Linked DNA regions of Mus musculus: region 2 is linked to region 1. The links are chromatin loops, found by intact Hi-C in ENCODE. Cell type or tissue: heart. All regions are shown on one strand. Each heading gives the region's core, and the rest is flanking DNA. Links, peaks and the distances in the headings are about the cores only. Region 1 holds the start of Camsap1 (calmodulin regulated spectrin-associated protein 1). Region 2 holds the start of Qsox2 (quiescin Q6 sulfhydryl oxidase 2).

Evidence for each region. A loop is a pair of places that touch in the nucleus more often than their neighbours do. Peaks named below come from ENCODE experiments on the same cell type or tissue, not always from the same donor. Only the 100,000 strongest peaks of a DNase experiment are listed, where the experiment ranks them.
Region 2: it touches region 1 in a loop (4-fold over the local background); 2 of 42 quality-filtered maps call a loop at or near these places.

Annotation. Positions count from the first base shown.
Region 1 is chr2:25,979,146-25,995,151 of GRCm38, reverse strand. Camsap1 (calmodulin regulated spectrin-associated protein 1) reads left to right here and starts at 11,870. Exons shown (of 18, transcript NM_001372499.1): 1 at 11,870-12,370. The coding sequence starts at 12,214. In heart, for the core only: no CTCF peak of the experiment used is centred there; DNase peaks (open chromatin) are centred at 11,721, 12,571 and 12,851; H3K4me3 peaks cover 2,860 bases; H3K27ac peaks cover 2,194 bases.
Region 2 is chr2:26,233,804-26,249,809 of GRCm38, reverse strand. It overlaps Qsox2 (quiescin Q6 sulfhydryl oxidase 2), which reads left to right and starts at 12,411. Exons shown (of 12, transcript NM_001302956.1): 1 at 12,411-12,767. The coding sequence starts at 12,458. It also overlaps a transcript of Ccdc187 not described here. In heart, for the core only: a CTCF peak has its summit at 12,702; DNase peaks (open chromatin) are centred at 12,329 and 14,849; H3K4me3 peaks cover 1,710 bases; H3K27ac peaks cover 1,328 bases.

The DNA of each region.
Region 1 (16,006 bases), core at 8,007-16,006:
TACTGCTGACGATGAGCTGAGCTTCAAAGTGGGGGGGGGGGCATCCTTAAGGTTTTGAGTGAAGAATATAACCAGAACTGGTATAAGGCAGAACTCAAGTGGAAAGATGGCTTCATCCTCAAGAATTACATAGAAATGAAACCACATCCCTGGTATTTTTTGGCAAAATCCCCAGAGCCAAGGCAGAAGAAATGCTTAGCAAACAGCAGCATGACAGGGCCTTCCTGATCTGAGAGAGTGAGTGCGCTCCTGGAGACTTCTCCCTGTCTGTCAGGTTTGGAAATGATGTACAGCACTTTAAGGTGCTCCAAGCTGGAGCTGGGAAGTGTTTCCTGTGGGTGGTGAAGTTTAATTCTTTTAATGAGCTGGTAGATTACCACAGATCAACATCTGTGTCCAGGAGCCAGCAGATATTCCTATGGGTATAGAACAGGCGTCATAGCAGCCGACGTACATCCAGGCACTCTGGCTTTGACCTCCAGGAGGATGGCTAGCTGGCTTTTCGCAGAGGAAACTTCATTCATGTCATGGATAACCCAGATCCCAATTGCTGGGAAGGGACCTGCCATGGCACATATGTCACCTCAGTGAACCGGAATTTCTAAGAAGCAAAGGAGATTATTTAAAGAAAGTAAAAAGTTGAGACCATTTACAAGAATTACACCCACACGCTGCCTGTCACAGCCTGTGAGGGAATGCAGAACACCTAGCTGGGTCCCACGGCGACCCTCTTACTTAGATTACAACTTTGGAGGGTGAGAAGGGGTATTTGATTTCATAATGCCAAAACATAACCTATTGAATGAATTACAATTTTTATTACGGAATCTTGCCGCTACTCCTGCTTCTCTCTTGTGTCCTTTTTCTCGTACTTCCTTTCCTGTCCAGTGCATGATGTTTAAGGCCGCAAATAGTCCAGCTCATACCAATAATAAAAGAAAAGAAACAAACAAGAACGTGTGATGCCATGTGTCTGGTCTCCCCACCCCCAACGCTGACCGTGTGGAGAATACCTAGGTTTTTTCTGGAGGAGCAGCCGTATTCCATGGACTTCACTGGAGACTCCTGGTCACAGTGGCTATCTCCCTGGATGCTCAGAACCTCTTCCCAGGCATGGTCTTGATGTTTGGTTTTATCCAGCTTATGGAAGATCTTTTGGAACTAAGGGGCTGCCTGTGAGGGTTTTTTAATTCTACCTTGAGGCTATGACTCAGTTTCTTTACCTGGGCAAGAGTCTGGAAACTGCTGTTGGGCACCTGCTCAGACCTGAGACTCTGCTGGGCCTAGTCCCATCTCCCTTCACACCCATTTTAATGTGGATCCCAAAGAAATGTGGACATATCTCCAATGTGTGAAGACAAAATTGCCTCTGGGCCACACAAAGTCAAGCCTTGGGCATGTTCTGCAACACTTATTATCTCTGGAATTCAGAAGGTCCCAGAATGATGAGAGTGTGAACAGTGCTTATGTCCCAGAAACAGTTGGATTTGAAATGTGTGAAGACCACTCAGAGCAGTGTGGCCAGAGGCACTGTGGCCTTGGGAGACCTCAGACTTGGACTTGGGTAGCATGGAGTTTTTCTACTTGCCACCATCCAGACCACTGTTTTCATTCCCTGCAAAGCTGGAATCCTGAGCTGGTATGGGTGAAAACATAGCCTACATCCTTGGTTTGGGCTGTGTGGTCCACAGATCCTGACTAATAAATGAGACAGAATCCAGGCCAGAATCAGTCCATTGTGTAGTTGCTGGTAGCATGTTGTCTACTGGGTGGAGTGGGGAGTTGGAGACAAATATATGTTCCAGGAGGGCAGGCATGCAGGTGCTTTGCAGTCGGTCCAGAGCTGGGATAGGGCTATGCTGTCTCAGGAGCTTAGGAACCCTGGATGCACAAAAGCCTGGGAAAGCTTGCTTGTCTCCAGAGGCCTAATGGCTATGCAAGGAGCTTTAGTCAGTTAGTGTGCAGGAGATGCCTAAGCAGAGTACAAGTGGGCATCCCCTGGGAGCTTGTGAGCTGCATCTTGCAGGACTTAGGAACAGAGGGCTATATTAAGGAAGATCAGGCTGGGCACAAGCTTGGAACTCCTGGACAGCTCACAAACCTTAGCTGCCATTACAGTTTGTGACCACTCAGTGCTCGGCTCTACCCAACTAACAAACACTCCCACTGTTTAGTCTTTGAGAGGCACTAAGTTTAAGTAGCATTTTCTCCTTGGGGGAGCAGCTAGGCAGCCTCGCCCTTGTGCTGGGCTCTGCTGGTGCCCAGTGCTGGCTGAGAAGCTAGGGTAGAGATACTCTAGTCCCTTTCATACACTTTCCATTGTAGAGTCCCATTAGCACCTCAATTAAAACATTCCCCAATTACCCAGGTGAAGATCTGGTGTGTGTGTGGGGGGGGCAATGCTGATTTTTAGGAGTTTTGCTTTTTATTCATAGCTCTTCCTTTATTTGGATTGCAGTCTCATCATATGTGCTTAAGAACCTTCAAATATGAATCCAAATAAATCCATTATAGCCAGTGATGCCACATTTGCCTGTTATCTCTTGGATATAAACAGCCACACTTCAGTGGCCACCAAACTATCCAGCATACCTTCCTTAACTGTAAACTGCTGCTGAAGCGATCAGTTTTAGCATCTGCATAGCTATGAGGAGCTCAGCAGGAGTAGGGGAGAAAAGGAAGTCAACCTTGGCATATTGTCAAAATGTGGCCAATCTTGGCTTTGGTACCAGTGCTGGCACCAGTTACTTTCTTTGTATTTTGTTTTGTTTTTTTGAGGCAGGGTTTCTCTGTGTAGCCCTGGCTGTCCTGGAACTCACTCTGTAGACCAGGCTGGCCTCGAACTCAGAGATCCCCTTCCCTCTGCCTCCAGAGTGCTGGGATCGAAGGTGCGAGCCACTACTACCCGGCTGTTGTTTCCCTTTTTAAAAGCACATTTGCACATCTTGTCTGGTTCAGGGCGTTTCCACTCCATGCCCATTAGGCTGCAGCCCTTTTTCTGCTCCAGATCTGCTTTGGAGTCAAAAGTATGTTTTCTTCTCTGGCTTCTGCTACAGCCAGTGAGGGGACAGGGCTAGCTCTCCTGCTCTAATGCCCTCAAGGCCAGCTCTCCTGACTGCCTCAGATAGTGAGGGGTAGGGGGTGAAGGTAGAGGGTATCACCCACACCCACACCACCTCATGTCAAGACTTGTGCTAGTCACCCTTTGGATAATCTGATAAAAGCCAACCTCTTCTGAGGGAATGCCTTGTTATATGGCACAGGCTGGCCTTAAACCCTCAATCCCTTAACCTCAGTCTATCCAGTAGTGCTGTGATAACAGGTGTATGTCACCACACTTAGCAAATTAAAAGTCAGTTCACTGTTTTAAATTTCTTTTCCTCTTTGTCATTACAAAGATGGAATTTAGGGCCTTCCACACACTAGGCAAGTGTGCTACACTGACTTATATTCCTAGCCCTGTTTTTCTAAAAAAATTTTTTTTTCAAGGCAGGGTTTCTCTGTGTAGCCCTGGCTTCGTTGGAACTCACTCTGTAGACCAGGCTGGCCTCGAACTCAGAAATTCGCCTGTCTCTGCCTCCCAAATGCTGGGATTAAAGGTGTGTACTACCAGTGCCCGGCTAAAAATGTATTTTGTGTGTGTGTGTGTGTGTGTGTGCGTGTGTGTGAGTGCATGTGTGTAAGTGTGTGTGTGCGTGTGTGTGTGCGTGCGTGTGTAAGTGTGTGTGTGTGTGTGTGTGTGCGTGTGTGTGAGTGCATGTGTGTAAGTGTGTGTGTGTGTGTGTGTGTGTGTGTGTGTGTGTGTAAGTGTATGCTGTGTAGAGGCTGAGGCAGTTGGATCTCCTGGAACTGGAGTTAGAGGCAGTTCTGAGTTGTTATGTGGGTTCTGGAAACTGACCTGGGTGCTCTGCAGAAGCGGTGGGTGCTTTTAACCATGGACCCATCTTTCTAGCTTATGCCAGCCCCGTTTTTTTTTTTTTAAACAAAACTGTCAAAATAGGGCCTGGTATAGTGGCTCAGACCTTTATTCTCGGTACTTGGGAGGCAGGGATAGGTGGATCTCTGTGAGTTTGAGGCCAGCCTGGTATTCATGTCCCATTCTAGGATAGACAGGGCTACATAAGAGAGATCCTCAGCACTCAGGAGGCAGAGGCAGGTGGATTTCTGAGTTCGAGGCCAGCCTGGTCTACAAAGTGAGCTCCAGGACAGCCAGAGCTATAAAGAGAAACCCTGTCTTGAAAAACCAAAAAAAAAAAAAAAAAAAAAAAAAAAAGAGATCCTGCCTCAAAACAAAACAAATCAGTCAAAATAGCACAGGAAATGCTCCCACCTAAGTTTCTGTCAGTGCATGTATATATGCACAAGGCCAGTGAGGGGTGCTTTCCTTAATCATTCTTCACTTTAGTTTTGAAAAACATTCATTACTTTTTTACTTTATATGTGTATGGATGTCTTGCTCTATGTATGCATTCTTCATGTGTGGCTGGTGCCTGTGGAGGCCAAAAGTCCGCAATGGAACCGGAGTCCAAGATAGTTGTGAGCTGCCATGTGGGTGTTGGGCACTGAATCCAGGTCGCTTGAGCCATTGCTCTTGTTTTAGTTAGGTTACTGCTGCTGTGGTTGAACTCCATGACCAAAGCAACCTGGGGAAGAATGGGTTTATTTGGCTTACACTTTCACATTGCTTATGCATCACTGACAGAAGTCAAGCAGGGCAGGAACCTGGAAGCGGGAGTGGTTGTACAGGCCTTAGAGGGGTGCTGCTTACAGACTTGCTATTGCTGGCTTGCTCTGCCTGCTTTCTTATAGCACGTGGGACCACCAGCCCAGAGGTGGCCTCCCCCACAATGGATTGTCCCCTGACCCATCACTAATTGAGAAAATATCTTACAGAAGAAAATGGGGGCGTTTTCTCAATTGAGGCTCCCGTTTTTTTGGATGAATTTAGCTTGTGTCAAGTTGCCATGAAACTAAGGCAGTATAGCTCTTAACCACTGAGCATCTCTCTAGCCTTCCCACCTTATCTTTTGAGAGAAGGTCTTTCACTGAACCCATCTTGACAATTTGACTCAGGCTCACTGTATCCTCACAGGAAGCAAATGGCTGTATAATCTTCAACGGTAATGCTCAAATTCTACCCAGGAAACACTTGTGAACAGGGAACAGTCCTCAGGACAGGTGATGGGGACATTTCTGAGTTCTGTGTCCATACTGCCATTCTGGTGTCTGCTTTTTTTTTTTTTTTTTTTTTTTTTTTTGACACTGGGTTTTACTATGTAGCAGAGGCTGGCTTAAACTTGCCATCCTCCTGCCTCAGTCTCCTAAGTGCTGAAGTCACAGGTTTACAAAAAAAAAAAAAAAAAAAAAAAAAAAAAACACACACACACACACACACACACACACACACACATCTAGCTTCTACCTGGTTTTGCATAGCCATGTCACAAAGGGATAAAGTTTTGGTTGGAGACCTCAGGGGGTCTGCACTGAGGTCTGGAACAGCCTCCTTCTCAGTTCACCTCTGAGCTCTGCTCACACTTAACAGGAGTGAGTCCAGGAAGGGGATGGGGGGCACTTTCAGTGGGCCACCCAGCCTCTTAGTAACAGGAGCTTCTGCCATAATTCCAACTGGGTGCTGCTAGAGTTGTGTGTATATAGTATATGTGAGGACACTTTAGACTCTCAGCTCTTGGGATGGGGATAGACAGCTGTCCCAGGTCACAGGTAAACTGTTACAAATGCCTCCCTGCTCAGGGCCCTCAGGAGCCCCTCCAGGTGGCCTCTTTCCAGCTTCCTGTGGTGCCGTCTTGATATCTTTTCCAGAACTTCCTGTTGGGATGATCAGTGGTCTTTCCACGACCCACACTGGGCCAGGGCACTTTTGATTTCCCTACTGTCTGTGTGGACACTTGAGTATGAACTCTGATGCAAGGGCCAGGAAGAGAGAAGGAAATGGTGAGTTTAGCGGGCCATACACATCAAGCCTGTGACTGTTCTCTTTGGGGACATGGATCCCACTCACTATCACCACAGACTGGGAGCAGTCCTCAGAACCACGCATCTCCTAGCTGCATCATTATCTCCTGGGTATTTGTGATGAGCCCATGCCCAACAATAGTGACTTAGGGCATACCTGTTCATGTTCATACCTGTTGTATGTCTGGATGGGGGTGGAGGACCAGTTTGAACCAGAATTTGTGAGAAGACAGGTTAGGGAAGCTGGCCCTGGCTTGCCTTCCTCTGGGAGACACTGGAGCGTTCAGGGCAGGGTGACTTCCTCCTGCTGTGGTTGCGAGCTAGTTGGGGTGGGGGTGGGGGTGGGGGTAAGCCATTTCCCACTGTTTGATTTGTACTTTCATTGGATCCTGACTGAGGATTCAAGGATGGACAGAAGAGGAAGCTGTTCCTCATGGCTCCTTAGAATTTTGATAGCTTCTCCAATAGAGAGAAGAGTAGAGTTGGTTCTAGGTGCTAGGACAGCCTGCCTTCGGGTGCAGCGCTCCTTCCCGTGTTAAGACAGCAGCTCTGTGCAGAAGCCTGATCAAATGGCTTTGAGGGAAGATCCTGAAAAATGAAAACAAACTCAGCGCCTAAGCCAAGGGCTAAGCTCACTAGCCTCTCAGCAGTCAGCTCTACCCAGCCCAGGATGGCTACTGTTCCTCCACGCTCAAGTCTGTCTTCCTCCGTGCAGTCTGCTGCTGGTCTCAAGTGACCCCGGGCTGTGCCTTAAGCCCAGGGCACCTTGTGTTACTGGACCCTCCACCTGCCTGCTAGCCATGTGGACCAGTGTCACTAATGACCCCAGCATATCCTTTGATGGTTCTATCCTGGTCCAACTCAGTAGCTCTGCCCAAGCCCTTGCTCGTGTTTCAGCTCCTGTCCGGGGGGGATACAGTCCAGACAATTGTCCCGGCTTTTTCTGCATCTAACCCATAGTACCCCTGCTCTGCCACCAGTGCAGAAGTAGCTGGTACCCACCCCGGTCAACCTTCCTGCCCCTACACCTCCTGCTTTCTTTCCTGATGCTGAGGAAGGAGGAAGGCCCTCTCTGCTAGGCTTCTGCCCAATTGTATGACACCAGCACTCTGCTGTCCTATCCAGCACCAGGTCTTCCCATTGCTCCAGTATATCAGTGAGCGTTCCAATGATGAAATCTTGCCAGTCTTAAAATAGACCTCGCATAGCTGGGCGTGGTGGCACACGCCATCAATCCCAGCACTGGGGATTCAGAGGCAGGTGAATTTGTGAGTTTGACATCCAGAGCTCGGCTATCTGTACCTTCTGTAGCTCCCTAGTGTCAGATTCCCTCCTAAAACTGCACCTATTGTGAGAATTCTTTCCCTGGGGAGACAATACCAATCCCCTCTTCATAAGGGTAAGGCCCCAAAGACAAATCAAAGTTCACTGTGCAGAACCAATGAATTTATTTGGCCTTACTTACAGAACATGGGTAAAGTGCTCCTTATAAAAGTGTGGGACTCTAGAGCAGCTGCGTCAGAATTTTTTTGTTTGTTTTGTTTTATTTTGTTTTTCGAGACAGGGTTTCTCTGTATAGCCCTGGCTGTCCTGGAACTCACTTTGTAGACCAGGCTGGCCTCGAACTCAGAAATCCGCCTGTCTCTGCCTCCCGAGTGCTGGGATCAAAGGTGTGCGCCACCATGCCTGGCTCTAGAATTTTTTTTAAGGTACACCTAGCTGTCATGGAACCTGCTATGTAGACTAGGTTGGCCCCTAACTCAGAGTGCTTGGATTAAAGCATGAGATACTATGCCTGACTTTGCACCAGATGGTCTTTACCCATCATAGTTGGCTTCCCCATAGGTGCAAAGATGGAAGTCTCCACTTTCAGCTAGGGCACCTGCAATCAAAGCTTTATTACAAATGGCCGGGACATGCCACAGGGAGCAGCTGGAATCTCAGGCAAGGGCCCAATGACCGTTCTTACTCCCTCCTTCCACAGTTGATCTGATAAACCTGGCAGCAATTCTGCTCAAAGACCAGCACCGTACAACAGCACTCCATGCCTGGGGCTTCTGCTTTCCTTTATGGCACTGCCTCCCTGGGCCTTGTCTCTCTGCTACAGTAACTGTGTCTCATGCCTCCGAGGGCCTCTGTTTGCCTTTATAGTAGCAGCATCCCATGCCTTCCCTACTCTTCTGTTCACTTTACCTCAAACTTTCTAAAAGGGGCTAATTTTGAGTATCAACTTTGGGGGATTTAGAGTCATGTGTGAGGAAAACTCCTGGACATGTCTATGAGGGCATTTCCAGAGAGGCTGAACTGAAGTGAGACAACCCGTCCTGAATGTGGGTGGCACCGTCCTACAGGGTGGTGATCCAGACTGAATAGAAATGAGGTCACCAGCTGAGCACAGGCATTCCTTTTGGCCACCTCACACTCCTGCTTCCATCCCGTCCCTGTCATGATGGATTCTACCCTCCGAGGATGCCCATCCCTTTAGTCCTTTGTTTCACAAAAGTGTCTGTCAGGGATAGTAAGTCATCATGGAAACCAGGAGTCCTTCTCCAGATCCCCGAGCCCTCCAGGTTCCTTCTCTCCTCTGCCTCTCGCCTTGGTTAGGCCCAAACCCCTGGGCTTGGATTAAAATGGACAGATTCCTAGAAAGACACAAAGTATGGAACCTGACTCAAGAAACAGGTGACCTAAGCAGGCCTCTAGCAATGAACTAAGTCTGTCTGAAAGGCCACCGCAGAGTCACCACGCTTGGTCCCTTGTAGCTGGACTTTGGCTAGCTACTTTGTGGGTTCTTTTTTCTTCTACCCTTCTTCTTCCACCATTCTAACCTTTTAACACTAGATAGCGGGGAGAATGAAAGAAATCCCAGATGAAGTCAGGTTGGAAAGGGGCAACGATGTCATTAGACTACTTCCTGATGATTTGGGTGTAGACCTGCTTGGGACAGCTTTGATCTTTACTGTCAGGATATCTAATTTTTTCTTCTTTCTTCTTTGCACATGCTGCTTAACAAACTATAACCAACAGAATCCAACCAACAGCCCACACAGACTCTTGGGGCGCTGGCATTTATACAGCCTCGGAAAAGTCCCCAGAATTCCAAACATCACACAATCCCAGAAACTGTCTGCTGCTGGCACAATCACACCCCTGCTAAAGCACGAGGTAAATCAGTCAGCTGCTGTGGACATCTGAAGTAACCCTACATCCCACACTTGGGGTTAAAACAAGAACATATTCCCATAACCTCTCTCTCTCTCTCTCCCTCCCTCTCTCTCTCTCTCTCTCTCTCTCTCTCTCTCTCTCTCTCTCTCTCTCTGTGTGTGTATGTGTGCGTGTGTGTGTTTTTAAAAGAAACTGACATACTTACTACAGTCCCTGGAATCCGCTGAGGAAGAGGAGAGTGGACTCTGGAAAGCTATCCTCTAACTGCCACAAGTGCACATGGCACGTGCACTCACCTCATTCTCCTCACCCCGAGCCAGCTACTGAGGCAAGGTCAAGGTAGGTCTATCAGATACTTAGAAACCATCTCTTCCCCAAACTGTGAGAAGGGCCAAGCATGGCAGTGCACATCTACAATCTTAACACTGTGGAAGGCTAAGCAGGAAGAATCCAGAAGTTGGAGGTCAGTGTGACGGCATACAGAATGAATTCCAGACCAGCATGGCAGTAAGACTGTGGCTCAAATAATTAAGTCAAACCAAAGCAAGAACATAAAAGAAACACTCCCAAGTTATTTTACTTGCCCACTAGCAATCTGCTTCTAAAGCCACACAGACACCACATGCAAACTGCAGACTACAACGTGCCATGAACACTCAAGACACAGTAAACAAAGCTAGGTAGTATGTATGTATGTATAAAAAGGACTATGCTCCATGCCAAGTGGAATTTCTTCCAGACTACAGGGGAGGAACAGTATCTGAACACCAGACAATGTTATAAACGACAGACAGACTAAAAGCCTCTACATGACCACCAGATACAAAACAAAGCACCACACAGATGTACAATGGATGGATTTTCTGAGCTTGATAAGAGACACCCATCAAACCGAACAGCATCACAGTCAGTGCAAACTGGATGCTTCCACCAGATCACAAGACAAGGGGTCTGCTTTCCCCTGCTATTCCACAGGGCACTGGGGCTCTAGACAAGGCAGGAAGGAGGTAAGAATGCTCTTTACCCACAGATAACATGTCTGAAACCATTCAACTAGCAAATGGATTCCTCAGAGCTGCAGAATACAAAGCCAGAACATCAGACCACCATCCCTGGCCCCCTTTCTTCTCTCTCCTATATTCTCAGGTTTGTCCTGTTACCTACCTGGCATTCCACCCCCCCCCCCCCGGCCCCATCCCAGTCCGGCCAAGTTCTGCTGTCCCACCACCTTTGGCCCCAAGTCTGAGCCTTGCTGGTTTTACACACCGGGGTTTAGATCAGCCTACCATAGCAGCCCAGTCTACTGCTCCTCGGACAGACACTAGGCTCACTTTTTACTCCTTTCTGCCCAAATGTCATTCTCTTCGGTCTCTCCATGGGTACCCAGCCCTAACCAATTTTTATTTCATTTTATTTTAAACAGGGTCTCACTATGTGGTTTTGGCTGACCTGGAACTCGATTAGAAACAGGGTGGCTCTGAAGTCACTGAGATGCACTTGCCTCTGCCTCCCAAGTGCTGGGTTCAAGATACTTGCCACATGAGGCCACTATCCATTTTTTGTTTGTTTTGTTTTTTGAGACAGGGTCTCATCTCCAGTAGCTGAAGCCGGCCTTGAATTTCATCTAGATCCTCCTGCCTCCAGTCTCCCCACTGCAGGGATTACAATCATGGGATACCATGCCCAGGCTCATCCGCGGCTCTTTCTGACTACATCATACATGCACTTGGACTTGAGGGACAGCTACCTGTACAACATCCACTCTACACACTGCCTTCTTCATACATAGGGCGGCTCTGGCAATGACAGAAGTTAAACACCTTGAAGTTTGCAGATGATGGTTAGTAAGGTCACCCACGCCCGGGCCGGAGGGTTCCTGAGCCTTCCCAGGGGCTGGTGCGCACACAGTCCGCTCTTCAGTGACATCTTTCTCCTTCCGCACCCAGTTTTCAAAAATATACTATTGCTCCTTTCAAGCACTAAAATGCAGGTCACACGCGACGATGGTCCTAGGCTGGCATCCATTTCCCTTAGATGCCAAAACTGGTTGAGAGATCTGATAGTGCCCACCGAGGAGGAGGAGGAGGCGGAGCTCGCGGTTGCTCCGGACTCCCGAGAGCTGCGGGGATTGTTTCTCTGGGCTAATCTCAGGCGCAGTTCTCGAGCCGCACACACTCTGCGACGCCCACTTTCTGCCAGTCCGGGCGGAGACGTCTTGGCATCTCAGTCCACAGATGCAGCACCGGTGCAGACTCTAAGGGCGCTCAGTTCTCAGAGAGCTGGCCTTGCCAGAGGTAGAGGCGAACGTCTCTGCACACAGGACTGAGGCTCAATCAAGGCCAGAGATTAGTCTCTCAAGTTGCTAGGAAACAGGCTAGCCCTCAGAAGAGAATACTGCGCCTGCGCGGGATCCGGACAGGGGCGTGTCCACTGTGCCGGGGGGTGGGCGGGGAGGGGCCGGATGGACTAGCGTGTATGCAGCCTTGAGGACGAAGTAGAGGCGGGGCCGAGGGTGTGTCCATAGCTACTAAGGACACGGACTGGGCTAGGTTAGAGGGGCGTGCCTACTCTGCAGGACCAGGGCTGGGGGCGGGGCTGAGGGTGTACCCAGAGCATCTGAAGAAGGGGACAGGTACGGAGCCTTCAGGAGGAGGGCGGGGCGAGCGGGCGGTGTTACGGGCGGTGCCTACTGCGCTTGCGGAGAAAGGTGGGGCTGCGGGGGGCGGTAAGTGCGCCTGCGTGACGCGGCGGCGGCGCGTTAGCTCCCACCCGTTGGCCGCCGCCTCAGCTGCCGCTTCTCCTGGGCCGCGCACGCGCCTCCGCCACCGCCCCCGGCCCGTGCTCGCACCGCGCTTGCCCCGCGCCTGCCCCGCGCCTTCCTCGGCCGGCGCTTGCCCGCCGCCGCCTGCCCGGCCCGCTCGGCGCCTTCTCGGCCTCGGCTCGGCGCCCGCAGCATGCAGCAGCCTGGGTGGCGGCGGCGGCCGTGAAGTAAGGGCCGTGCGCCCGGGCGGGCGGCGCGGGAGGGCGGCGGCGTCTTTGTTGCGGCCGGGCTGCCGCGGCCTTTGTCTGCAGATGGTGGACGCGGGCGGTCGCTGTGCCGCCGAAGGCTGGAGGAGGATGGAGGCGCCCCCGGAGGGCGCCGACCTGGTGCCGCTGGACCGCTACGACGCGGCGCGGGCCAAGATCGCCGCCAACCTGCAGTGGATCTGTGCGAAGGCCTATGGCCTAGGTGGGCGGGCGCGGCGGGGTCCGGGGTCGGGGGATGGGATTACAGGGAGACGGACGGGGAATGAATCCGGTTCCAGGATGGTACTAGAGGGGAGCCGACGGGGAACGCACTGGTTTCGGATGCGACCGGGAGGTGTCGGACGGGTATAGGAGCCGGGGTATGGGACCAGAACTGGGGTCGGACTACGACGGGGGATGGGACCAGAGGGGAACGCGACGGCCGCAGAATGGGACCAGAGGGAGACCGACGGAAACGACCAGGTATGAGACCAGAGGGGTCAGAAAAGGGACTGACATGCTGGGGGATGAGAGCAGAGAGTTTCGGACGTTGGACAGACGGGGCAGGTTGGGACCAGAGGGGATCTGACGGGTCTTGGGGGGATGAGACGCACGGGAGGAGGTTGTAAGGTCTAGGGACAAGGAATGGAGACAGAGCCAAGATTGAGAATGAGGCCGGTGACAGGGCCAAGGCGCGCCTTCGCGTGGTGTCAGTTCAAGTCTTGCTGTTCTGGCGGCGGCCCAGGTGAGCGAGCGCTGAGGTAGCCCAGGGTCGGTCCAGGCATGGGACTGTGTTCGCGTGTCATCCATGCTCTCTGAGTCTCGGTGGGTGGAGGGTGCCTATCATGTGCAGTGTTATTCTCTGGCAATTGGACTGGTCCTCTAAGTCCAAGAAAGACTCTTACCTAAATAACCACTGCTTAGCTGTTCCTTACTGCATCAGGGTGACTAGAAGGCTGGATAGTTTGAGACTTAGTCTCAAACTAGAGTTCCAGCCAATCTGGTTTATATATTATGAAATTTGGTACTTAACAGAACAGAAGTTATTGGATACTCCAAAGATACATTATGTGTAATACAGATTGTATAGAAACCATCATCTCCTTTGGTTAATTCCTGTTGTAAAGAGCAAGGTAACCTTGTTTATGAAGCCTAATATGCTTAGTAGGATTAGGATTCTCTGATTTGGTGCTCTGGGAACATTGCAGACCAAATAGTGCTGGTAATGAGTTGGTTGGGAGGCTCTAGTATCAGGGCAGGTGTCTTGTTTTAGGCATAAAACTATGATAAATGAAGCATAAATTACCCTTGTGCTGGCAAAAACATTACCTGAAGACTTGGGTTACTGAGATAACCCTTTCAGGAAAGGGTTAGGTGACCACTTTGGAAAACTTGCTAAGCAGGTGTGCTCGGTGACAGTGGCCTCCAACTAGTCATAAGAACAAACTGTTTTGTGAGTCTTGGGATTAAATAAACTGCTTTATTTTAAATTTACTTCTGTGGTATAAAACTAGCAGTGAGGAAGAAATTCTTTTATAGTTTTCAGTGTTATAATTCTTGGTCACTGTTTCTATTCAGTGCAGGGCTTTACCTTACTTAAAAAAGTGCAATTGAAGAAGTTGGGTGGTAGCTGCCCAAGCTTTTAATACCAACACCCGGGAGGCAACACAGAGAAACCCTGTCTTGAACCCCCCTTTCTCCCCCAAAAAAAGTGCAATTGAGAAAAGGTGTCTGCTACCTACCTAGAGCAGCGAATGAGTGTCTGGCCACTGGCCATTCTCTTTGCTAGCTCCACACTTTGCCCATCTCCCACCTTATGTTTCTTATTGTTTGCTTGGCATTACTCTAAGCTATTAGCATTCAGGTTTTTTTTTTTTTTTCTTTCTTTTTTTTAATGAGACAGTATCTGCTATGGAGTTTCCTATGTAGACCAGTCTGACTTTGAACTCCCAGAGATCCATTTGCCTCTGTCTCCTGAGTGCTGGAATTAAAGGCGTGTGCTCATTTTTTATATTTCACAATTTTTTATTTTATGTGCATTGTTTTTTTTTTTTTTTTTGACTACATGTATTTCTGTGTGACAGATGTCAGATCCCCTGGATAAGGAGTTACAGACACTTGCAAGCTGCCACATGGGTGCTTGGAATTTAACCTGGGTCCTCTGGAAGAGCAGCCACTGCTCTTAACCACTGGGCCATCTCTCCAACCCTCTAGTTGTTCTTAGGTTCATCTTAACTCCCAGCATTTTCTCCATTGGTAGTATTTCGCCAAGGCTAGCCCACCACTTGTCATGGTGCATTCTTGGGCATAGTTCCTCTTCTTTCTACAAGTTTTCACGCCTGTGTATATGTATGTTTTAACCTGTGTGCTGGGGGTGGACCTCCTGTGTATATGTATTGTTTTAACCCTCGTGCTGGGGGTGGAACTCAGGATTTTGCTAGGCAAGTACTCTTGCTGAGCTGCCTTCTTTTTTTAAGGCTGGCATGTGGAGATAGTTTACTTAGATTCTGTTTCCTTAACAGGGTGAGCGTGTTGAGTTTTGTGTAGCCTTAGCATTCAGCTTGGGGGTAAGGTATCTAGAGATAAGTTTTTCTCTCTCAGTGTTGGCACCTGACTGGTTTAGTTTTATTCTAGTACCAGATTACTTGTGAGATCTGGTTGCCTCATCAAATAATGGAGAAAATGGGCTTTAAGGTTTTAGAATTATTAAGAGTGCTCATTTGAAGACTGGAAGAGCAAGACTGAGGCCCAGCGTGGGTCTGAGCCTAGGTGACCCCATGACCTGAGGGCATGCCTCTGCTAGCAGCATGCATATGACGTGAGTGTTAGGAGGTCTAGTTTCTTTCCATTTGCTGGGGTAAATGAGGTTTCTATACTCAGCTTCAGAATTTGGGAGGCCCTAATTCATATGAGCAAGCTGTCTAAGCTGGAGGGGTGCTTGTGCTGTTCGTAGTCTGGTGTGAATTTACTTCTGCCAGCCTGGAGTTGGGTCTTCCAGGAACATGGGTGAAGAGGGAGTTTTGGCAAGGTACACATTTTGGCAAGGTACACAGGGACACCCCGTCTACCCCAGTAAAATTCTGATGCTGGTCCTGGTCATGCTGCTTTCTTTGCATCTGGATGCTTCACTGACAACTTAGTTTGTCTGGGTGGCCATAGGGAAAGGGTCTTGCATGTTTTATGTGTTATGCACTGTTTGGTTAAGTCACGAAGTGAAACCAGCTTTTCTTCTGTATAGGAGTTGAAAGTGTGGTGGAATTGTGGGGCTAGCCACTGGAGACTCCATTGTCACTTGCCCCGGAAGTCTGTGTCCCTGTGCCAGGCTGCTATCTGTAGTGAGTGGCAAGCTGTGGAGCTCACCCTAGCAGGCTTTGGGTTTATGGTTATGAAGAAACATTTTCTCAAGATTTATTCTGCACTCATGCCACAACCAAGATTTGGGGCTGTCTTGTGCTTCTATTTTTAGGTTCCTTCTCTCTTTCTGGCAACTCTTTCGTGACATTAACAGTCTTTTTGTTGTTTTTTAGGAGTAACTTATTAGGCGTGCTGAAAATTGTTCACTTAAATGTGTCTGCAAAGAGGAGCAAAGTCTGCTTAGCTCCAAGAGTGTATGGTAGCATTTGTGTGAGACCTGCATAAAATTGATAGAGAACGTCAAAGTGCTGCTTAAAGGAGCATTTATTTTCCAGGGTAGTGTGCTAGCCCAGGGCTGCAACAGTCCTGGCTTTGGTTTTGGGTCGATTTGCATTCTGTTTGTGCTCTGAGCAAGCTCAGAGGTATCTATCTAGGCTTTGGTTTCAGGGGAAAGTGGGGGAATACCAGTTTTTATCTCTCAAGGACAGTGGCACACACAGGGACC
Region 2 (16,006 bases), core at 8,007-16,006, 250 kb before region 1:
CAGAGTGAGTCAGGGTGTGGCCATGTGCTGTGTGCAGGTTACAGGGAGCATTGGCCTGCTGTGTGACCACAAAGGCCACCTTGTACATCACATAGGGCTCTTGTGGGTTGAGGGCTCAGAGAACGCTCATTCCAGACAGTTCATCCAATTCTGCAAGTTACAGATTCCATGGGTCTCGCCTCGAATTCAACACTTGGATAGAAAGAAAGTCTTCCCAGGGTGAAAGGGGGTGTTGGGATTTTCAGAGCCCTCTTCAATGGGTGATCTTTATTCCTTAGCAACAGTCTCTGAAAGCACAGTCTTTGATCCCCAGCAGAGGAAGTGTGCGAGGCCCTGACAGACAGACCTCTTTCTATGTATATCCAGCAGGTGGCTGGAAAAAGAACAAGCCAAGGGCTGGATGTTTCCAGAAGCTCTGAGGAAGAACTGCAGGAAGAGGCACACTGGCAGTCAGAGCAGCGAAGGGGTGGAACGTGGGTAAGGTAAGGCACTGAGGCTTGGAAACAGTCTCAGTCAGCATCGGAAACTTCCCGATGCCCAGCCTCGCGCCCTTCCTGGCTCCAGCTGTACACTACCTACTGGGTCTGACTCCCTCTTAGTATCAGAATTGTTGATACTCAGTGAAGGAACAAGGTGCAGCTTGGGGTTGCAGGTGTCTAGAAGTGTCACCTAATCGAGGTGACCTGTAGTCAGATGTCATCTGTCATCTGTCACCCCTTCATCCCCGTCAAAGGCAGACTCCCAGGTGACCCTATGTGGCAACGGTCACTTCCAATGGTAGGTGACCGACAGAGCTGTTTCTAAGAGTGTGGCATGGGGGTCACTGGCTGAGTCCTGGGGCAAGGGCAACTGAAAGGAAAGACTTCTTCCCCAGCAGCCACGACTTCACCATATGCTTGCAGGGGAGAAACCTGTGAACAAGAGAGCCCAGACATCCACTTAGCCCACCTGGAAGCTGAGCAGGAGGCCACTTCTCCAGGTGAGGTGCCCATCTCTTTAGGACCCAACATCCACTCCAGGGCTGGCTCAAAGGCCAACAACTCTTCACTTAGAGTCTATCCAAAGTGAGGCTTTTCTGATGGCACATTGCCCTGCCCTGTACACTGACTGGGGTGGGATGGGGGAATCCTAGTGACCCCTCCCCCCAGGGCTGCAGGCTGAGTCTAAAACTTGAAAGCAAGCCAAATAGTGCCACCCACCAGATCCAAGAGCAGCTGAGGGGTTGTAGGCTGAGTCCAGACACATGTGACCCACCAGTGGGGAAGACGCTAAACAGTTAACTGAGATTTGCCAAAGGACTTAGCACGTTGATACCGTTGCTTTTTAATGTCGTCAGTTGGAATACCCTTTTTTGGGACTGCCCTTGCTCTCTACAGAGGTGTAACACTGCTTCTTGAATGGTCTACCATGTAGGGTGTGGTAACTGTGAGCCACTCCTTAATTCAATCCATCTCAGCAGCTCCTGTGGCCTGTGAGGCTGAAACACAGCCTGCCTGGCACCTAGACAGCCCTCCATGCCAGTCTGCTGCCATCTTGGACCTGTGTTCTGAGACTGCTTCTAGTAACCACTCAGGGTCTACTGAAGGCCCTGCCTTATTCCTCACCCACTCAGTGAGCCCAGCAAGCAGCCTTTCCTGTTCATCTCTCCAGGAGTTTCAGAAAGCCACAGCCACCCTAGTCCAGCTTTCTGACAGTTCCACATGCCTGTCCACCTCAGAAGCTGAAGATACCCCGCTGCATGCAGCTCCCAGTTGGTCTAGGGAGCTTTCTGCTCATGATTCCTGGGAGGAACCAGGCCTGCCTTCCTTCTGTGACCTCCACCAGGGCCTTCCTCAGCTGGAGGGGGGTCCTGGGAATGTAGGACAAGTGATCCTGCAGAGACTGGAAGGTGGTGAGGTTAGACTCCGTAGTGGCTTCTCTGAGGAGGTAGCTGTAGCAGCAGGCTCAGAGCCAGACTACAGCTCCCTTCAGGCCAACTGGCCACTGCCATTCCCACATGCTCCTTCTCCAAGGTTGGGGTCAGAGCTGTCAGAGTCCTCCAGCCAAATCTGGGAAGAGAAGAGTGAGAACACTGTAGAGCCTCACCCTCGTGTTGAGCCAGACTCAGGAAGTTCCTTGCCTGCAAATGATTCACTGGACCTGGAAGGCAGTGCAGGGCCTCATACCAGTCACACCCCCTCAGGCCCTGACGGGGAACAAGGAGCTTCCAGAACCCATAGGAGTCTGAGTGAGATGTCTAATACAGGGAAAACCAGGCAGATGTCCCTTGTGGCCACCTTCACAGTGTCCCCACCCCAGAGTCCGTCTACCAGTGATTTGAGTCTGTCACTGTCCGTTCCTTTGGGCACATCCTCCTCTGATGGGGCAGGTCTCAGTAAAATAGACATGCCTGCTGAGGCCTCAGCTGGCTGTCAGGAGGAACCCCAGAATGCTGATACAAGCCCATCCATGGAGACGAAGCCCCTACAGGCCTCACCTGGTCCTAAGGTTGCTACTACCCTGCAGGTTTCTTCCGAGGGCAGAGCTCCCCATGTCACAGAGGTAGCCAGTCCCTCGTGTGTAGGTGGCTTCTTGGCTGAAATACTGTCTCCTGTGGATGAGGAGCTGTCTTATGGCAGTGGGGACCTTACATCCTCCATCCACAGGGTCACCCACCTCCTCCCGCCTCCTCCCCCTCCCCAAGCAAAGAGTGATATCAATGAGCCCAACTTCAGCTCACAAGACTTCCCTACCCCGCCTGAGGAGGCCATGATTTCAGGTGACTCACTGGACACCCTAGGAGAGGATACATCCGTTACTGCTGAGGACATGTCCTTCTTATCTGAGGAGGCTCTGGGGGAAGCCCTTTCCCTGGGGCCTCAGGAGTCAGAGCACTGCCTGGGAGCACCTGGGCAAGATGGAGGCCTGGATGACTCAAATTCAGCATCTCCCTTGAGTAATTGGGTAGTCAGCGCCCCCGGGAGGTCCCCAAGACTGTCAGCTCAGGCCCTGAGTTCATCCCCAGTGGCTTGTGTGGCCAGAGAAGGTCTTCAGGCCTCAGACAGTCAAGGTGGACCCTGGGAAGGGGTACAGTGTTTTGAGAGTACAGAGTACCAGCAAGGGATAGAACACATCTTAGACAGAAGGGTAGCCACATCTTTACCCTCCTGTTCTGCACCTTCTGAAAGCTCACCCCCAGGCCCAGTGCCCTTGATACCCAGTGACCAGGCTGAGTCCCTCAAGCACACTAGTGAGGAGGAGAAGGCAGGCCAGAGCTGCTGGACAGAGGACCAGCCCAAGCTTCAGGATTTGTTGGATACACAGCAGCACCCTAGGAGAGACTTGGCTTTTGACCCTGTCTCTGAAAGTGTCTGTGCTGATCTTTTAGGGACAGGAGATGCTGGGCCAGTGGATGTAGTGTCCACCCAGCTCAGCAGGAAGATTTTGTGTGATTCTCTCGCTGAACTGTCAGGGCTGGTCCCTGAAGACAGTCCCTAGATGTGTGCTCTGAAAGATGATAGAAACTCATGGGCATCTGATATGCCACTGTGTGTGTGTCTGTCTATCTGTCTCTGCCTGCCTCCGTATCTGTTGGTCTTCTTTCTGTCTGTCTGATTTGAGGGACCTGGGCTTCCCATTGTGGACTGTCACATCTCAGCTGGCTGGCAGAATGGTCATCTGCAACAGTCAATAGTCTTGAGTTCTCACCATACCAATCATGGGCTGGCTCTGTCTGAATTTCCCCTGGCAGAGTAATTCCCTGATTTTTCCACAACTTCTGTCGGGCTCTTAAAAGGCTCAAACCCCAGTGCTGGAGGCATGCATCAAAGGCTATGTAGGATGGTATCCAGTGGCTGACCAAGGAAAGGACAGGAGGCCAGAGGCTCCAGCTAGTATGAGGTAGTGTGTGGGAGTCAGTGAGGCCAAGGGGAAAAAGTGGTTTCAGACGTCTCTAAGGGAAAGGTGATTGGCTGCTGAGAGGAGCTATCCTGGGCTTTGCCTCAGCTTGCAAATGCCCAGTGTTCACTGTGTGTGCATGTGGGTGGGTAGGTGGGTGGGTGCCATGGTCCCTGTGTGGAGGTTAGAGGACGGCCTTTGGGAGTTGGTTCTTCTCCAGTGACTCTAGGGATCCAAGCAGGACAAGTGCTTTTCTGCTGAACTCTATGTATCCAGGGTTTGGTTTGGCTTTTGTTTTTTGGATTTTTTGTTTGTTTGTTTGATTGGTTGGTTTGGTTTAATTGTTATTGTTTAAAAAAAAAAAAACAACAACATAGGTTCTGGGGATTGAATGTTGGTCCCCATACTTGCAAGGCAAACACTTTACCAACTGATATATGTCTTCAGTCCCGAGCCGGGTGTGGTGGCGCACGCCTTTAATCCCAGCACTCGAGGCAGGCAGATTTCTGAGTTCGAGGCCAGCCTGTCTACAGAGTGAGTTCCAGGACAGCCAGGGCTACAGAGAAACCCTGTCTCAAAAAACAAAACAAAACAAAACAACCAAACCAAACCAAACCAAACCAAAAAAACCTATGTCTTCAGATTGTTTGTGGCTGAGGGACATTTGTTCATCCTGTGGAGATGGAAAGCAGATAACTAGTCACTCTTGACAAAGCCTACACCTTGTTCCCGGGGCTGAGGTTCTTTCTTTGTCCTGTGATTTATTATTTTATCTTACTTTTGCTATCATAGTATTTGCTTGGACACTGATTTTCTCAGGAAAACAGTGACTGGAGCCTCAAAAAAAAAAGTCTTGTCTCTTGCAGGCCTGGCTGACTACACCAAGGCCTAGACTGCCTCCTTTATTCCCTGGGGGCCTTCTGGGACAGAATGACCAGGGTGGTTATTGAAAGTGTGGGCAGGTGACACAGGTGGTTCTTACAAGAAAGTGTGACCATTCTCTACAAGAACACCTTCTTCCCGCAGGACAGACATCCAGGGACTTGTTGATCCAACCAGTCAGGATTTCCTGCTTAATGGTGGGACTGAGACCAGCTTGCAATGCCCATGACCTCATCCAGCTCAGGGGTGGGCTCACCAGGGGACTGGGGTGCAGGATCTCTATAGGGAGTGGAGTGGCCCTGGAATGGACTCCCATAGTTAGTTCCCCAGGAGAATAGAACAATTTGGGGGCATGTATAAGGGTGAGGACAGGCCACTAAAAGCAGTGACTTCTGTCAGAGGCACCACCTTTACCTCCCTCAGCAGATCGTGAGGGACAGCAGGCTGCCTGCCACTCACTGCTGGCTGCCCAGGAGCCACAGTGCCGTCTTGGTTGTAGCTGCTGGGTACTGGTACCCAGGCTTAGACAGTGATGAAACCTTCTCTACCTTAGCTCCACGGAGGCTCGGTGGGGCCCAGAGCAATCAAATGGATGGGCTGTCTTGAGGAATTCTAGGATCTTGTGCTAGCCTCTGACTGGATGCCTCGTGCAGGCAGGAGCATCCTTATGCATTTACTTGTACAGGGTTCTCTCGCTGTCCCCAGGGAAGTGGCACTGTGTGTGTATACTTATGTATGACTGGGGTTTGCTCTATAACCCAGGTTAGCTTTGAACTCTTTCTGCCTCAGCCTCACAAGTATGGGATTATAGACATGAACGGCCTTGCTCTCCAAAGGGAGTGGCTTTTTACGCAAACCCAGAAGGCAGTCTTTTCAGAGGCAGCAGATTTCAAAATCTGATTTTTGAATCTGGTTTGAGCAGGATGAAATGGAGTGAGGCTCACATACATGGTGGGAACTCCCAGAGGTTGTCTTAAATCAGCACGCATGTGCACATGTGTATGTGTGCATGTATATACATGGGTGTGTGTACCTACTCACCTGTCACCCACTCTTCACTTCCTCACAGTCCCCTGTTTGTTGATGGTGCTCACTCTTCATCTTCTGGGTCCCATTGTTTCTCATGCATGGCTTTGCCTGTACTCACCCCACCTGCTCTCTCTCCTCCTCACCCCCTCACCTCTCAGCTTTGCTCTTGTCTTATTTTTAACCCATAAAAACTATGCTTACTGTCAGGCGGTGGTGGTGCACGCTTTTAATCCCAGTGCTCAGGAGGCAGAGGTAGGCAGATCTCTGTGAGTTCAAGGCTAGCCTGGTCTACAAAGAGAGTGTGTGTTCCAGGATAGCCAGAGCTATACAGGGAAACCCTGTCTGGGAAACAAAGCAAAATCATGTTTATGAATAATCTGTGCCAAGGTTTATGCTCCATGAAAAGGCTGTGTCATAGGAGGTGATGTTTAGTTTGGAGATTGGAGAAATTACTTACATAAAAGCAGGTGAAAACTTCACACACTGTAGCCCGGTAATATGTACACATTTGCCTTATATATCAGTTTTTTTTAATTAAAAAACACTTAAATAAATGACCTAAAATTTGAAGAAATTCTTTGGAGAATGATTTTTTTTTTTAATGAGACAGGGTATCTCTGTGTAGGCCTGGCTGTCTTGGAACTTACTCTGTAGACCAGGCTGGCCTTGAACTCAGAAATCTGCCTGCCTCTGCCTCCCAAGTGCTGAGATTAAAGGCGTGTGCCACCACCGTCCGGCGGAAAATGATATTTTTTATACTTCTGTGTATACCAAGATTCAGTCTCCCAGCACTGATTGAAGCATCTGACTCCCACCACTCTATCAATACTGGATCCTCATGGGGACTCTTCTCAGATATCCTGTGGTTGCCTTGTGTCATGGAGGTCCTGCAGCTTTGGATCTGTCAGGCCAGCCCCTTCATGCCCTCCAGCAGTTCATAGATGGGGTAGATGTTGGGCAGGCCAACTCTAATCCCTGGATCTGGATCTGGGAAGTAGCTGAGTTGGTCAGCCTGGCATGTCTCCTGTGCCACTATCACTAGGGTGAGTTCTCCAGCACTGCCCTGCCTAGCTCACCCAACGCCACAGCTGGCAGCAGCATGGGCCCGGATGTACCCCATGGTTTCAGATGGCAGCACAGGCCACTCAGGTGAGCATGTCCCCTGTGGCAACCCAGCCCTCAGATATCCACATGTTCTGCAGCAGGACCACGGACCCAGACATGACCCCTTGGCAGCAACCCAGGCCAGGACGACACCGTGGCCCACTCTGCCTGTTCTCACCACTGTCGAGTTTCCAGGTCTGTCTTTCTCTCCCAGCTTCACTTCTCTTCCATCTCCACCACACACACCATCTCACCCATCTCTCCATCACACATTCACCCATAGTAGTGACGCCTGCAGCAGGTGCTTGGCTATCTTTCTTCCCACTAACTTGGCCAGGGCCTCCTTTCACTGTAAGAGTCTTGTGGATTAAACTCAGGTCACCAGGCTTGGCAGCATGCCCCTTTACTCACTAAGCCATCTCAATACCTCCTTTTAGTTTTTATCAACACCTGGAGAGAGAAACTAAGACCGGGAGGGACAGGATTGTGGGGAGCCGCCCTCACATTCGCCATTACAAGATGGCGCTGACATCCTGTGTTCTAAGTAGTAAACAAATAATCTGCGCATGTGCCAGGGTAGTTTTCCACTCCATGTGCTCTGCCTTCCCCGTGACGACAACTCGGCCAATGGGCTGCAGCCAATCAGGGAGCGACACGTCCTAGGCGGAGGATAATTCTCCTTAAAAGGGACGGGGTTTTGCCATTTTTCTCGCTTGCTCCTGAAGAAGTAAGCAATAAAGCTTTTGCCGCAGAAGATTCCGGTTGTCCTGAGCGTGTTCTTTCCGGTGGGGACAAAAGCTCGGGATACAGGATCTCACTAAGACTCCCAGGCTGCCCTTAAGCTCACTCTGGCCCAAGCAACCTTGAACTTTGAGTCTTCCTTTCTTAGTCCTGAGTAGCACAGGGCCGCACTACAGTGCAGTTACCTTACATTTTAACACTCATTTTTCCAGTGTTGGGGTAGAATGTGCCTTCAGCACTGAGTCTCCCACCCTAGCCCATCTAATCGCTTTTTAAAACTTAAAAAAATATATTTAAAAAGTTTGTGTGTGTGCCTGTTTTGCCTGCATGGATATATGTACACTATGGATGTGCCTTGGTGCCTGTAGAGGTCAGAAAAGGGTGTTGAATCCTTGGAACAAACAGCTCTGGGCCACCATGTGGGTGCTGGGAATCAAAGCCTGGTCCCCTGCCAGGGCAGCAAGTGCCCGTCGCTGCTGAGCCATCTCTCCAGCCTCTTCTCGTCGAGTTTTAGTGACATAATTTACATACCATAAAGTTTTCTTTTAAAATGCACATATTAGCTGGGCATAATGATGCCTACCTTTAATCCCAGCACTGGGGAGGCAGAGGTGGGCAGATCTATGTGAGTTCAAGGCCAGCCTGGTTTATAGAGCTAGTTCCAGGACAACCAGAGCTACACAGAGAAACCCTGACTTGGAAAAAAATGTACATATTAGTGATTTTTTAGTATATTCAAGAAAGTGTGCAACTAGTTATTTTTTGAATCAGAGGGCCCCTATGGGTATGGATTCCTGACAGATGAGCATCTTGCTAACCTTGGAGACATGTGAGTCCAGGGCTGATCCATCTAGGTCTTGGCTTCTCCTGCCTATGCTTAGATGCACAGAAGTATGGATCTCCTCTGGCTAGCTTATGGCCCCTGGGAAACCCAAATTTAACAACACAAGGAATGGGAAAACCCCCTGGGGCCAGGTCACCATATTTGTCCCGCCACTGCTGCCTGTTTTGGTGCTGGTTCCCAGGCCACTTATAATTCCTTTGTGCCCCTCTGTGAAGTAGGCTACCTTCCCAACAGCCCCTTGCAGACCCACAGTCTAACTTGCCTCAGGGGCATCCCAGCCTCTTAGCTCCAATGGACCGCTCAGTAAGCTAACACATGGCTCCAGGGATCTGCCAGCTAATAGCCTGCACCAAGTTTCCTGGCCCGCCCAGTGCACAGAAGAGATTTGGCTCAGTCAGGGAAAATGAAGTCTTTTGTGTATATAATCTCAAGACACATTTCTGACCTATGGCTTTCCTATTTCCTGCTCTCTTGTTCTGGAATAAATTAATCTAATTTTTAAAAACTTTTTTTTCCTTTTCTATTCGTTGATAACTCCATTGGATTTGTGGCTGAATGAGAGAAACTATGCATTTTATACACACATATTTGGCATGACAATAAATATCCCCCATTAAAACCTTGCAAAATTGCCTCAAGTTCCACAGCACACCTCCCTTGCCCCCGCCCAGTCTATTTCATGGGGATTGGTGCTGAAATGTGGGCACAGTAGGGCTACACACACAGTATAGCCAGGATTTCCCCCGACCCGCCTTCCCTGGCTACAGAGCAGGTGCAGCATGCGTTAGCCTTGGCACAGTGTCCTTGAAGGGAAGCTGGCGATGGGAAACTAATGAGAATCAGGCCAGGCTGTCTGAAGATGGGCTGCAGCTGCAGGAGCCAAGTTGTAAAATTGCTCTTGTGGGCGGAGAGAAAGTGTATCTGCAGAAAGTGCTGGACACGTTTTATTTGCCCATGTGTTCGAGCAGGGTGCTTTGGCATTCAAACACATTGATCGTAGTAAGGCTTCAGTCCCAGGTCCCTCCCTCCAAGGTCTCAGGCTGTACCTGCCCTGGTTCTGATTCCTCATAACTACTTGGACCAATAAATCTTGACATGAGCCTCGGGAGAAGTTATTATTTTTCATAGAAAATAGTTATTTCTCAGTTAAAGCACACTTTTGATTTTCCTGTGATCTGTCTCTGTCAGTGCTTTGCAAACCAGTCTCTTTAGACCATGCTTTCAGCTTTCCACATGCCAAACTGTCACATGAATTTCCCAAGTCCCTGGGGCCCCATGCTCTCCTGCTCTACCATGACAGCCACTCTCATAAAACATATACAAAGGCCACTGGGGCTCTTACAAATGGTTGGGAACCATAAACTCCCTGGAAAGTGTATTCTCATCTTGCCTGCTGTCTGAGCCCTGCCCCAGGACTGGCTGCATGGGCTGGGACTACAGTGGACTTGTCATCAGTGAGACATAGTTCAGCAGTAGACATAGCTCATGTAGTCCCCAGCAACCTGCAGAGTCTCCTCAACTTTCAAAGATCCCCATCCAGGTAACACCAGATCCTTGACTTTGCCACAGATAAGAATTTCAGGATGGGCCAGATGGTAGTGAAGTCAGAGTTCATTAGGAAGAAAGCAACAAAAACTTCAGCATAGTAGTTAATAGAGAGATGCTTAGGGAAAAAATAAGGCACACCCAATCCTGGGTGTTGACTTCTCAAAGGAGAGTCATATCTAAGTGGCTTTGAAATAGCCATGTATAGGATTTCAGAGGCTATCAGAGTTTTTTGCTCAACAGATATCTAAGGGACTCTCCCTTCCTCTTCCTCTTTTCCCCTTTCCAATAAGTGAGATTATAGGATGGTTCTGAAGCCATCTGGATGGAATTACAATCTGGTAAAATAAAACCTTGGGCCACAAGGAGTTTAAGGAACTACTTTTCCTGTAAATGAGTTCCTTGTGAAATTCCTAGAAACCTGCAGGTTTAGATCGAAAAGACACAAACATGGCTTGCTGCTACTTTAACATCCTTATTTTAAAATGTTGTCTCTGTGTCAGCAAATGTTAACTGCATTGGAATTCTTGACTATCAGCTAGAGACAAGCGTCAGCCAATCTCCAGACTCTCTCATATCCCCTGAAGTTTCCTTATCCATCCTGCCTCAGACTTTCTTGCCTTCTGTGTAGAGTTGGGACCTGAAGATCAAGCTCTCCCATCCCAGGCTGGCCTTGTCCAGATCCTTTCCACATACAAACTGAGGGTCAAGAAGCCAGTCCTGCTGGGCATGGTGGCACACGCCTTTAATCCCAGCACTCAGGAGGCAGAGGCAGGCGGATTTCTGAGTTCGAGGCCAGCCTGGTCTACAGAGTGAGTTCCAGGACAGCCAGGGTTACACAGAGAAACTCTGTCTCAAAATTTAAACAACGACGACGACGACGACGACAAAGAAGAAGAAGAAGAAGAAGAAGAAGAAGAAGAAGAAGAAGAAGAAGAAGAAGAAGAAGAAGAAGCCAGTCCTACTCTCATGACTGCCTCCCCCCACCCTACCCCCAGGCAGTTTCCCTACCAGTCTCTCTGGTCCCTTGTCCTGCTTATTCATCCTCTGGTGACCATTAAAAATCAAATAGCTTCTCTGTATTTGTCTCCCAACCATGTCTCCCTGTTGCAGGATATTTGATCACAATGTAAACCCCAAGACTGTGTTATTTACTGAGAATAAAACCGGTTTCTAGTTGTGGTGTGGCTCAGCCCTTAGCACACACCTTTAATCCATGAGCTTTCTGTTTATTGTAAACAGTATAGATTAGATATAGATATAGATATAGATATAGATATAGATATAGATATAGATAGGCTTTTCAAGACAGGGTTTCTCTGTATAGCCCTGGATGTCCTGGAACTCACTCTGTAGACCAGGCTGGCCTCGAACTCAGAAATCTGCCTGCCTCTGCCTCCCAAGTGGTGGGATTAAAGGTATGCGCCACCACGCCTGGTTTATTGTAAACAATATTAAATAGGTCAAGAGGAAGAACAAGAGACCAGTTGACAGGGAGTGAAGTAGGAAAAACCGTACAGTGAGAGATCAGGTAGACAAACAGGAAGTAGAAGAGATTACATATTCTCTCTAGTGTTTGGAGAAAGCAGAACATTAGCATAGGAAAGTAGACTGAGTGATTGGAGAAGCCAGACATGGTGGTGCACATGTGTAATCCCAGTCCAGGGAGGCAGGAGGACAGATTCAGGCACATAGTGAACTCCATGCCAGCCTTAGAACCCTGTCTAAAAAAGAAGAGTCAGGTCTACCTCTCCTTTCTACCATCTTAGCAGGAAGCCAGCCAACTTTACCAGGTGGTTCTACTGTATCATGTGGGTTATAAAAAGGTCAAGGGATCATCGTGGATGTTTGAAGTTGACAGGTAAAATCATAGGTTGCATGTAAAATCTAGGATTCATGCTACATAAGAAATACAGGCATATAGCAAATATTTTTTCGATCTGTTTTTGTCCTATTAAATCTGCATTTCAGACTGAAAATCTTGGCCTGGTGTTTACTCAACATTCAACATGGCACGGGCTATTTCCCCTTGCTAAATCTGGCTACTTAGGCCCAGGACTTTCACTAGGTGAAAATTGCTTGCGGGTTTTAAGATTTTTAAGAGTTTTTTTTAATTGGGATAGGGCCAATGACCAGAGGCAGGGGCGGGGCCAGGAGCACAGGGGCGGAGCAGACTTAAGGAATGAGGCGGGGCCTACATTCTGGGGCGGGAACAATGTTCGGGGGCGGAGCAAAAAAGCGAGCTGTGCGGGACCTGGAATGACCAGTGCTGGGGAGGGGGGTCAAATTACGAGGGCGGGGCGAGAACGAAGAGTAGTGCCTGGGAAGATTAGCGGATTCGGGGGCGGGGCTAGTGCCTAGGGCGGGACCGGCGCGCGCAAGCACGTGACGCCGGTTGCCAGGGTGAAAGGTCAACGCGCCGGCGGCACTCCCAACATGGCTGCCGCCCGGGCTGTGGCGCGGGATCCAGGAGCTTATGCGCGGCAGCCACCGTCTCTTCGAGCCGCGCGGCTGCCGCGGCTGCTCTTCCTGCTGGCGGTGGTGGCGGCAGTGGGGCCCCGGGAGGGCGGCGGGGCGCGGCTCTACCGCGAGGGCTCAGACGCCGTGTGGTTGCTGGACAGCGGCAGCGTGCGGTCGGCCACGGGCAACAGCTCAGCCGCGTGGCTGGTGCAGTTCCACTCGTCGTGGTGCGGCCACTGCATCGGCTACGCACCCACCTGGCGAGCGCTGGCGGCGGACGTGCGAGGTGAGGGCCCCGCGCGCCGGTGGACGTTCCTCCGACGCAACAGCTACGTGGGCGAAGCCCCACAGATGGGGCCGATGGCTTTCCTGAGGTCGCCAGCTCAGAACACCGACTTCAACATGTCCCCAACCACTTATCCTAGCCACTACCCGATCAGTTTGACTTTCCCCATACCCAGCAATTGCATTTCAGAGGCTACCCTCTCCACTCAGGAAGGTCCCCATTCCTGTCAAACCTCAGCCTCGTTTGCTAGGTAGCCGACCATATGGTGGGCATTGGGCTGAGAAACTTAGATACCCACTCTGGGGACTGCTCTGCAACAGCAGAAAGTTTACAAAGCGTCTTCTTGCTGGGCTTCTGGGTCACTAGCCATAGCTTTCAGGAAATCTTCCCATATATGTTTAGTTACTCACCTTTGTAGAACTCAGACCCCTTGGAGCAGCTCCTGTAAATGGAATTTAAGTGGCCTTCCCAGCACTGGCTTACATTTGGCTTCACTGGCTTACAACTGTTGAACTAACCTCTAATTACAGATCTCTCAGGGCAAGACAACAAATTGTTACTCTTTTTCCTGCACCTTTGGTTTTAGGTCTGATGTTGAACACTGCTGTGTTCTTCTTAAACAGATTTGCAAAGAAGCCCTTTTTCCAAGTACGCAATTGCAGATGACTATTTTAAAATGTTTACCCTCTCTTTCCTCATTGTTGGGGCACTTTGACTTATATTTTTTTATTTTTTTGAGACAGTTTCATGACGTTGTCCAGGCTGGCCTTGAATCCATTGACCTCTGCTTTGGTCCTTATGTAGAATCTAATGACATTGTTCTCTTGGGTCGTAAGTTTTCTTTTTCTTTCTTCTTAATACTTAATTTGTTTTGAATTACATGGGCGTGGGTGTGTGCAGGTGAGTGCAGTTTCCCTTGGAAGGCAGAGGTTTTGGATTCCCTGCAGCTGGAATCAGAGGTGGAGGGAGCTGGGAATGACACTCCAGACTGAAAGAGCAGTGTGTGGGGTTTTCTTTGTTTGCCTCTTTATTTATAGTTTTTCAAGCCAGGGATTCTCTGTGTAGTCTTGGCTGTCCTAGAACTCACTCTATAGACCAGGTTGGCCTTGAACTCAGAAAGATCCGCTTGCTTCTGCCTTCTGAGGGCTGGTATTAAAGGCGAGCACCCACAACACCCTGATGCAGTCTGTGCTTTTAAACTTTGAGCCATCTCAGTTTCCTTAAGTCCTTGACAAGCACTAGCCAAAAGTGAGACAAGACAGTGAAAAGACAGTTTATACACTGGTTTTTTGTGGGGGTTTTATTTTTATTTTTTGCCACTCAATAGAGGAGAGGATTTTCCATTTCTTAATGCTTGTTGGTGGACCTGCAGGTGACCCTGGCAAGACTTGTTGGCAGCTTTTTTGCTTATATCAGTTCTGGCTTTCAATCTGGTAGCTAACTTGTACAAGCCACATCACGTGTTATAAGCTGGCTCTTCTATTAACCAAACCAACAGAGAGTGCTGCAGTTGTCCCCGGAATTTGAAAGGAAGAACAGTTCCAAAAGTGCCACAGTAAAAATGCACAGCTAATGCTGTGGTTGGCTTAGTGAACTGCAGTTGTCTTTAAAGAGTGACTGGTGCCTAGAAGATGGGGCAAGGTGTGGTGAAAGTGAAAGCTGACTGGCAGGGGCAGGTGAGGGCCTGAAGAGGGGTGCAGGATGTTGAGGGCAGAACTGCCTGAGTCAGGATGTCAGAGGCTCCTGAAGCAAGTCACCTGAGGACTTGGTAGGTGCTAACCCTAGTGTTATCAGTCCCAGCCTAGGCTGCTGGGTGGATCCTAACTTCTGGAGGTGTCTGGTCACCTGTTGTAAGGGATCCTGCCTAACTGCAGGATCCCTTACAACACCTACAGAAGTGATGACATCCCATGTGATGCCTGTCATGTTGGACAGCTTCCCCAGGAAGCTTCTGACTCTCACTCCAGTCCTCCTGTGACAGTGACCTCAGTACCTTCCGTGCCTTGCCTTGTAGACTTGTGTGTAGAATATGGGAAGCACTAGACCTTCTGCCTGGCCTCCACTTGGCTATGCTTCCTGCTGGCTTCCTGCCTGGGTGATCTAACAGGACAGAGGGTGCTTAGGGGTAATCAGTCACCTGTGAGTTGGACATGCAGGCCTTGTATTGGGTCCTCCCCAGTAGTTTCTTCCTGCCTCCATGAAATAGCACCTAGTGGCTTCTCCTAGTCCCGACCCTAGTCTCTGGTTGGACTGGCTGTGTTGCCATGGTTGACAATTAGCTAGAAGGTACTTTATGCTTGTCTTCCTGCTCCTCAATCTTTTCTAATTGAATGAGCAGCTGGAAAAGGTCGTGGGGGTTGGGGTGGGGGTGGGGGTCCCCAGCTTGTGTCTGGAGGGAGGGCGTCCTCAATCTTGTGTCTTAGGTTGAGGACACCTGCCACTTCCTCAAAAACGTATGGTGAAGTTTTTTTCTCTTCTCTGACTTTGCGGGGAAATAGCGGTTTTCCTTATGACAGATAGGCTAACAAAAGATCTACTGTTCAGTGGATCCAAAGGCCATTCTCATATTTATGTGGCTCTGGCTTGGGCCTTTCTTATCTTAAGTATTTCCCAGAACAAACCCTGCTCTGTTGAAATCTGTTATCTCAAACTGTCATGTTTAGCACAATCTGAGTTGGCAGTTGACACCTGCACTTATTCTCCTGGGCACTGAAGGATTTCTGTAGAGACCTAGGAGAACAGGAGTGTGCCCTGAAGCCTGTGCCCCTAAGCTCTTGGTGACCTCGGGGCTCTTTCTCTCCCCTTCAGTCCTCCGTGGAGAGAGAACACATCTGTGGTTGCCCCTAAAGTTGTTGGTGAAGGACTTGAAAGGAGACCTGGCAGGTACTCACCACAGCATCTAGAATGTGTCCAGAGCTGTCTGGCAAGGAGGTGTTTAGTCTCTGATATTGCAAATAATGGTACCAGGTGACAGACAGGCCACGTGATTCCAGAGCCCCTTTGGCTCACTTCCTGTGTCCCTCTAGAGGACATTGCGAATTGAGAGTAGGAGATGTTGGACAGGTGGCTAGGCACAGAGTGTGTTATCCACAGGCAGAAACACAGGTGAGTGCTCTGTCACTGCTGCCAGCGGTAGTGAGGCCTTCATGCCTCCCCTCTGTTCCTCCTTCCCATGGCGCCCGGTGCCTTCTGCTTGCACAGGCTATTGAAGATGGCTGCTTAGTATTTGCAGAGTGCTC